Linked DNA regions of Homo sapiens: regions 2 and 3 are each linked to region 1. The links are chromatin loops, found by intact Hi-C in ENCODE. Cell type or tissue: ascending aorta. All regions are shown on one strand.

Region 1 (2,500 bases):
CCTTCATGGGTGTGGACCTGTGCACTCACAAGCGGTCCGACATTCAAAAGAGATGGTTGAATGTTCTGCTATCACTGTCTTGCAATTCTTGATCATTTGGAACAAGGGGCTTTGCGTTTTCATTTTGCATTGTGCCCAGAAAATTATGGAGCTGGTTCTGGGACCTGGAGTGCTTGTGTGTCTCCTCGCTCATAATGTTGGAGGCTCCTCGCCGTGGTAGAAGTTGAGAGGTGCCTGGCTAGGCAAAGAGGGTTGAAGCAGGAGAGCTTGTGGCTTTGCCCCTCTGGAGGCCTGAGCAGGGGTGAGACCAGTGGGTGTGAAGTAAAGCATGCTGGGCAGTGTCAGACAACTGGGTTTGTATCCTAACCCTGCCTCCTGCCAGTGATGTGCTCTTCAGTGAGCTCAGTGTCTCGGAGCCTGTTTCCTCATCTGAACATGGGGTAGCTCAACCATACCACAGGTAACTTGAGGGTTACAATGAGGTACAAAAAGTGCCTGGAGCAAGTAGGTGCTTAGCAAACATTTGTTGTTGAGTCTCTGGCTGCGGCAGGAACGGAGTTGGGTTGTGAGTAATGTGCTCCATTGCAGCAGGCTATGGGGGAAGAGGCATTGAGCCCTGCCCTGCCTCCAGGGGCTCAGAGCTGAGTGGCATCCTTGGAACCATCTTCCAGGAAATGGGCTGTCAGCTCCCCCTCCAAAGTGACAACTGTCTTTGGCCACCTCTGGCCAAGAGGCTTACCATTTCCAGAGTGACCAAATCCCAGCTCTGGCCCAGGGGTGGCAATTCCAGGCTGCCAGGCCTTGTTCCCAGGCCCTGAGTGCCCCTGCTCCTTGTTCCCCCTGCAAGAACTCACACCTTGATTTCCCGAGATCCTCTTCACACCAACGCAGGCATCACACTGCACACCTCTGGCTGGGCTAGACCAGCTCTCCTTTAAAAATAATACGGCAGTGTCCCCTTTCTGCAGAAAGCCTTCCCCTCTAGGGTATAGAGCTATAGGTTGAGGCCACATACTCCCTCCTCCTCAACGCCTCAGGGTCCCCACCCCCTTTCTGATCCTTGATTTTCCCTGAGCTGGATTAAGACCTTTAGCAGCCTTAAGAGCTGAAGGATTAAGGTGTACCTCCCCCACTCACTCACACACAAATTCCAAATAAAATAATCCTAAGCCTTAAAATAAGTGTCAGGAAGTCCAACAAAGTTTTGATTTTCCCCAGGATGACTACTTCCTTGCTATTTTTGAAGTATGAAATATTAGCTCTTAAAAAAGCAAAACCAAACCAAAACACTTTGTTGATGGCCTTTTGCTGCCAGTGGCCTGAGAACACACTTAATCTGCCTACCGGGGAACCTGGCCTTGCCTGCCCCCTCCCTGGTGCCCGAGAAGGAGAGGGCTGGCTTGCAATAGCAGGGCATTGGGCCACTCTGCCCAGAGATGTCCCCAGGGAGAGAGGGAAGCCCTGGGCCAATCAGTCCCCATAGGGGAGGAGACATCAGCAAAGCCCAGAAGGTTCTGCTGCTTCCACCCCTGCCATAGGGCAACCTCTCCTCCCCTCCAGAGCAGCCAGGGTCAATCTGGGCCCCCTTCCAGTTCTGCAGCTGGCAAGGATGGCTGGGCTGTTAGTCCCTGGGCCTGCTGCCCTTCACCCACACCTGTTGGGCAGGTCTCCCTGCCTGGCCAAGGGCTGCCCGAGCCACTCTCCCTCCCACTGTGGGGGAGGGAGCCAGCCAGTGCTGGAACATCTTCCACAAACTGGCTTTTCCAGATCCTGCTTGTAAACTCTGGTTAAAAATAAAACCCTCATGTCTGGGAAGGAGAGGGTAGGAGGGTACAGTGGTGGGGGACAGAGGAGGCAGGCAGAGGGCTATGCATAGGTGACAACAGCCCACCTTAGCAAAATGGTGGGGTATCCCAGCGAACAAGGCTGGCCGGGGAGTACCCTGCATAATTCCGGGTGGGAGGCACCTTCCAGAGCCTTTTGTTTCGCAAAGAGAAAACAGGCCCAGAAAGGGGCAAGCGGTGTCACAAGGTCTCCAGCAAACAAGCACAGGTGGAATGGAGCCTTTGGCCTTGTTCTTGCTGCCACCTTTTCCTCAAGAGCAAGGCATGAGGACAACCCTCTCTTCTTCCCTGCCAAGGATCCCCTACTCGCCAGGAGCGTTTCCCGATCATGTCAGGGCACCTTCGCCATCCCCTGCCCGCCCAGCCCTGCCCATGATCATGTCAGGACGCACCTTCGTCATCCTCTGCTTGCCCGACCCCGCCCACTCTCTTTTTCTGTTTTTCTCCCTCCCAGCGTCCATCAAGCTGTTCTCCCTTTCGCCTCTCCAAGGGAACGGATGTTTATTGAGCATCCAGCTCTGTGCATACTATGCCATTTATTCTTCTTGCCAATAAAGCAAAGCTTTCCTACAATGTTTTCTGAAGGAAATGTCACATTGCAGGGGAGAGAAGGAAAGGCTTTGTGTGTCTGAGTACTTTACAGATGCAGGGTACTC
Region 2 (2,500 bases), 60 kb before region 1:
CTTCATTTTGCCAAGATGTTGCCCATAGTAACCTCAGCAGTGGAGCGAGGATTCTGCACTGTTCCACTGCCCTGGGGCTGCACACCCACGTGAGCGGGGCCGACCCGTCCCAGAGCGCTTTGCCCTCAGAAGGCAGCATCACCTGCAGGAGCAATGCCATGGACAGCTCTGGCTTGTCCTCCAGGGCCCTGGCATGGTCAGTGAGAAAATGCCCCTGGGGCATGGGCTTCTCCTGTCAGTCAAGTTCAGAAGGCTTCCTGGGGTAGGTAGAGACGCTCCCTACCCAGCTGAGTTATTGAAATGATAGGAGGGAGAAGGGAAGGTCTGGGCATGTGGCACTGTGATTTTTTTTTCTTTCTTCTTTTTTTTTTTTTTTTTTTTTGGAGACTCGGGGTAGAAATGAGGACAGGAAGAAGTACAATCCGTCTGGGATTGGTTTATTTTTATTGCTTTTTAAAATCATGTGACTAATTGGTGTTCATTGAAAAAGAGAAAACAAAAATAAGCCAAGAGAAGACAGCAAAAATAATCTGTTAACATCTTGGCAAATATCCTTTTTCTCTGCATAGAAACGGAGAATACTTTTGTTTCACTTATAAAATGTTTCTTAATGTACACAGCTTTATAACCTGCTTTTTGCTTAATGGGACAATATACTAGGACATGTTTTCAGGCCAACAGATAAATATACTTCACTTGCATTGATGCTATTGGCTCCATGGTGTTCTGGTGGTTGGTAATTTACCCTGTCATTCTGTCTCCCTTTACTCAGTGGCAAAAATGACCTGGGCACCTGCACCTGGGCCTGGGCTGGACATCAGTCCTTGGCAGATGGGGAAGGTTGGCGACCAGCAAGGCACAGAATAAGGACACACGGTCCCAGCAGACCCTTGGGATGACCTTGACCACTTGGACCTTGGAGAGAGAGTGGAGAGGAGAAGAACAGAGGGCAAAGCCACATGGAAGGGAGGGTGCAGGTGGCTGGTGGCTGGAACTCCTAGAGGCTGAGCAGTGGGGGTTGCAGGAGAGAACTGGCTCCTTCTAGACAGGGGAATATCGTGGTTAGGGTTCTGGAGTCAGATTCAATCTGGGCTCTGTCACCTACTAGCTGGGGAACAAATAATTGCGCCTTGGATCATCACCTATAAAACTAATAATAGCTACTAATCAGATTGATGTAAGTGCCAGGATTAAATGAGAGAGTCTACAAGCTATAAAAAGTGCTATGTGGCAGCTGCCTTTAAACATTCCTAACATTGGCTTTGTTATTATTGTTGCTGCATTTCCAGGTAACGCAGAAGGGCTTCTCTCTTCCCTAGCCCATCCCTCTGCCTCATTTCTCTCACATTCCTGCTTCTCCTCTTTCTCTTCCTTTTCAACCCTGCAAAAGCCTTGGCTTCGGGAGCAGTGGCAGGAGGGAGGGAAGAGGAGGCTGCAGCCGCTACAGCCTCATGCCACATGGGGGCAGCAAGGCCCTCTGAAATGTGGGCCTGCCTCTCCCACCGCACCTTCTGGCGGGTGCAATGGCCCAGAAGAAAGAAATCCATACCCACCTGGGCCCAGGTAGGGGGGCACTGCCCAGAGGGGTCCCACGGTCCCCAGCCTGGGTCAGCCAGGCCCTGGCAGAGTGGGTGACTGTTACGACAGGTCCCAGGAAGGCAGGGTGCCCCAGAGTGGGGCCGGGTCTGCTCAAGAGGGAGTTGGAGAATCTGGAGAAGGGTGGGAAGGAGGTGTGAGAGTCCTCCAGGAACCTACAAGCCTCCAGGTGCCATGAGAGATGGTCCTGGAAAATTGGCCAGCCGAACTTGGTCTTTGGGACAACCCAGAAGAGAGAATTAAGTGGGAGTCAGTATAGCACAGTGGCTCAGCACATGGGCTCTGGGGGCTGGCTGGACCTGGCGTCCACTAGTGGCTCTGGCGCTTACCAGCTGTGTGGCCTGGATCAATTCACTTAACCTCTCTGAGCCTCCATTTCCTCACCTGTAAATAATAGTGGTACCTACCTCATAGAGTTTGTGAAAACTAAGTAAGGTAATATACATGGAGCACTTGGCACACTGCCCAATCCATGGCAGCTTAGTTATTTTTATCATTATCAGGTAAGTTGGCCTGAAGAGCTGGGAGACAGTTATGTATAGAAAATGAATGTGCTGGCCGTGCACATGCATGGTGGCTCAAGCCTATAATCCTAGCACCTTGGGAGGCAAGGTGAGAGGACTGCTTGAGGCCAGGAGTTCAAGCCCAGCCTGGCCAGCATGGTGAAACCCCATCTCTACTAAAAATACAAAAATTAGCTGGGGGTGGTGGCACATGCCTGTAGTCCTAGCTACTCAGGAGGCTTAGGCAGAAGAATTGCTTGAACCTGGGAGGTGGAGGTTGCAGTGAGTCAAGATCACGCCACTGTACCTCAGCCTGGGCAACAGAGTGAGACTCCCTCTCAAAAAAAAAAAAAAAAGAAAAGAAAAGAAAAAGAAAAAATGTGTTTCCCCAAGTTCACAGC
Region 3 (2,500 bases), 91 kb after region 1:
AAGGGGCTGAGACACGCCAGGCTTTCCTGGCAGTAGGGGAAGCTGCCACTGTACGGGCCGCTCTCATCTGAAGGAGTTTCAGGTTGCCTTGAAACATTCTTGGCCTCTGTCCCTCCTGCCTTCTCTGGGTTTTTGGTTTGCTTCATTCTGCTGTAATGATCTAATCTTCCCTTCTCCCCAGGCCTGCCAGGTTTTTGATGTCTGGTGTTTCAGGCACTCAACTGGGAGCTGCTTGAGATCAGGCTGCCTGGCTTGGAAATGACTTGCCAAAGAGGCTCCAGGGAGTCTCAGTGCCTCTGTATCCCCCCCTCCCGCCAGGGGAGGGAGGGGACCAGCAATAGCATTCATGGAGGGGAAGTGCTGGGCCTTTCTCTGGGCTCTGCTGTTGAATGACGTGGGGGATGTTTGTTCCTCCTCTGTGCCCAGCTGAGCCTTGGCTGGGGTGAGGGTGAGGGTGCTCGGTGCTTAGCCTGCAGCCCTGGATGCCCGGCCTCCGGGGCCTTGTAGCCAGAGCTGTGTGTGACCTTGGTCACATTGGGCTCTTATTGCCTTGGTTTCCCCACCTGCTGGGCTGAAATTGGACTCCTTGCCGAGTCTTCCAGGGTTTTAATATGACAGGGCTTGGCAGGCACTTGGGCACCAGGCAAGGTTGTTTGTCACGGGTTCTTGAAGGGGTGGAGGGACAGGCAGGCCCCGTGCCAGCATGGAGCCAACACTCTTCTCTCACTAGCTCTGCTAGGCTCAGGCTCAAGTGTGGCTTCTTTAAATGGACCAACCCTGGGGGCCAGATCCCAGGAGCGCTCTCTGCTGTGATTCTGCAACTGTTGCTAGGAAAGGCTCTATACCTGGCCTCATGGGATGAGCTGTGGCCAGCCTGAATTCAGTGGGGTTGGCAAAGCTCACAGCTGCCACAAGAAAAATATCCCTCTGTGCTCAGGTCCTCATCCTAAATGAGGACAAGGCTGGCTTCAGAATTCCCGCTGCTTTTAACAGGCAATGATATGGGTGGGAACAGGGGTTGGGGGTTGGGAGGTAGAGTGGAAATTAAGAGAGTAAAGCAAATGACAAAAATAAAAGTAAGTGGCACAAAAAAATAGCTCTTTGTGGGAATGTCAGCAGCCTAATGCAAGCTCCCCAAGGCAGGAACGCTCTACTGGATGCATTATTTTGGATAGCACCACAAGAGTCTGGCAAATCGTAAACAGTCTCAAGGCGGGAGAGAACACAGCACTGTGTCCCACGGACACCAGCCTCACCACTCACGACGCATCAGCCTCTTGCCCAAGGCTCCCAGCCCACCCATGCCCCTTGCTCCAGCCTCAGGACAAAGCAGGACACCAAGCAATTTGCCCGCAGTCCTTGTTTTCACCAGGAGGTGGCAAGAACTTCCATATGAACTGCCTGCTGGTCAGGTTTGGGAATTACAAAGTCAGTCAGTAACCACAAAGCCTGTGAGATGGGAATCTCCAAAGGATGGGCTCTGGGCCCTAGCAGAGGTCTCTGAGCTGAAGTGGGCTTGCTGGGATCCACTGGTGAGGATGCAAGCAGAGAATGATCATAAGGACACATCTTTGTTGAGCTTTTAGTGCGTGCCAGGCACCTTGCTAAGTTGTTGCATGTATCCATCCATTGGATTCTTACAACCACCCTCTGAAGGAGGAAGTACCATGACCTGTATTTTCCACGTGGGAAAACTGAGGTGCAGCGATGTTAAGAAGGAGCTGGTCAGTAGAAATTTGTCTCCAGGCTGGGCGTGGTGGCTCATGCCTGTAATCCTAGCACTTTGGGAGGCCGAGGCGGGGGGATCACGAGGTCAGGAGTTTGAGACCAGCCTGGCCAATACAGTGGAACCCTGTCTCTACTAAAAATACAAAAAATTAGCTGGGCGTGGTGGCAGGTGCCTGTAATCCCAGCTGCTTGGGAGGCTGAGGCAGGAGAATCGCTTGAAGCCGGGAGGCGGAGGTTGCAGTGAGTTGAGATTGCACCACTGCACACCAGCTCGGGCGACAGTGCGAGACTCCATCTCAAAAAAAAAAAAAAGAAAAAGAAAAAGAAATTTGTCTCCAGAGCCTAACCCTTAGACACTTCCCATCATTGCTCCCTGATGATCATCATGCACGCAGTCATGGCACCAGGTGCCACCATCTTCTCCAGCGCTGCCACAGGCGGAGGAGAAACCTAAGTTCCCGTGCCGATATTCCATTTCCACGGCGCTTCTGCCTGTGACCTCTGGGAACTCACATATCAGCCAAGACAAGCCTCGTGGCAAATTTTATTAAGGTGTTCTCTCACTGAGTGACCAGAGCATGTGATTCAACCCCTTGGACCTTATCTTCTCCCTTTCTGTACAATAAGAGGCCTGTGGGGCCCCTCAGTTCCTTTGCTTTTCTGACATGCAACAATCTTAAGAAACAGCTTTCTTCAGTTCCTTTCCTTTTCTGACATGCAACACTCCTAAGAAACGGCTCTCTTCCAGGACTCCCAAGCACATTAAAGATGC

The links. A loop is a pair of places that touch in the nucleus more often than their neighbours do. Peaks named below come from ENCODE experiments on the same cell type or tissue, not always from the same donor. Only the 100,000 strongest peaks of a DNase experiment are listed, where the experiment ranks them.
Region 2: a loop joins it to region 1, with 2.1 times the contacts of the local background. A loop is called at or near these places in 7 of 110 quality-filtered maps.
Region 3: a loop joins it to region 1, with 2.9 times the contacts of the local background. A loop is called at or near these places in 4 of 110 quality-filtered maps.

Annotation. Positions count from the first base shown.
Region 1 is chr14:77,007,259-77,009,758 of GRCh38, reverse strand. No RefSeq gene overlaps it. Among named protein-coding and RNA genes, the nearest start is that of IRF2BPL, 20 kb to the left of the region's middle. RefSeq lists an enhancer at 1,834-2,363. In ascending aorta, no CTCF peak of the experiment used is centred here; a DNase peak (open chromatin) is centred at 1,418; H3K27ac peaks cover 2,273 bases.
Region 2 is chr14:77,067,386-77,069,885 of GRCh38, reverse strand. LINC02288 (long intergenic non-protein coding RNA 2288) reads right to left here. Exons shown (of 4, transcript NR_110554.1): 4 at 383-2,500. LINC02289 (long intergenic non-protein coding RNA 2289) reads left to right here. Exons shown (of 3, transcript NR_110553.1): 3 at 1-706. Among named protein-coding and RNA genes, the nearest start is that of LINC02289, 7.6 kb to the left of the region's middle. RefSeq lists an enhancer at 1,337-1,396 and a silencer at 1,366-1,660. In ascending aorta, a CTCF peak has its summit at 1,461 (motif pointing right); a DNase peak (open chromatin) is centred at 1,485.
Region 3 is chr14:76,916,189-76,918,688 of GRCh38, reverse strand. No RefSeq gene overlaps it. Among named protein-coding and RNA genes, the nearest start is that of LINC01629, 42 kb to the left of the region's middle. RefSeq lists enhancers at 95-154, 1-391 and a silencer at 1,209-1,503. In ascending aorta, a CTCF peak has its summit at 1,384 (motif pointing right); DNase peaks (open chromatin) are centred at 358, 698 and 1,358; H3K4me3 peaks cover 455 bases; H3K27ac peaks cover 1,968 bases.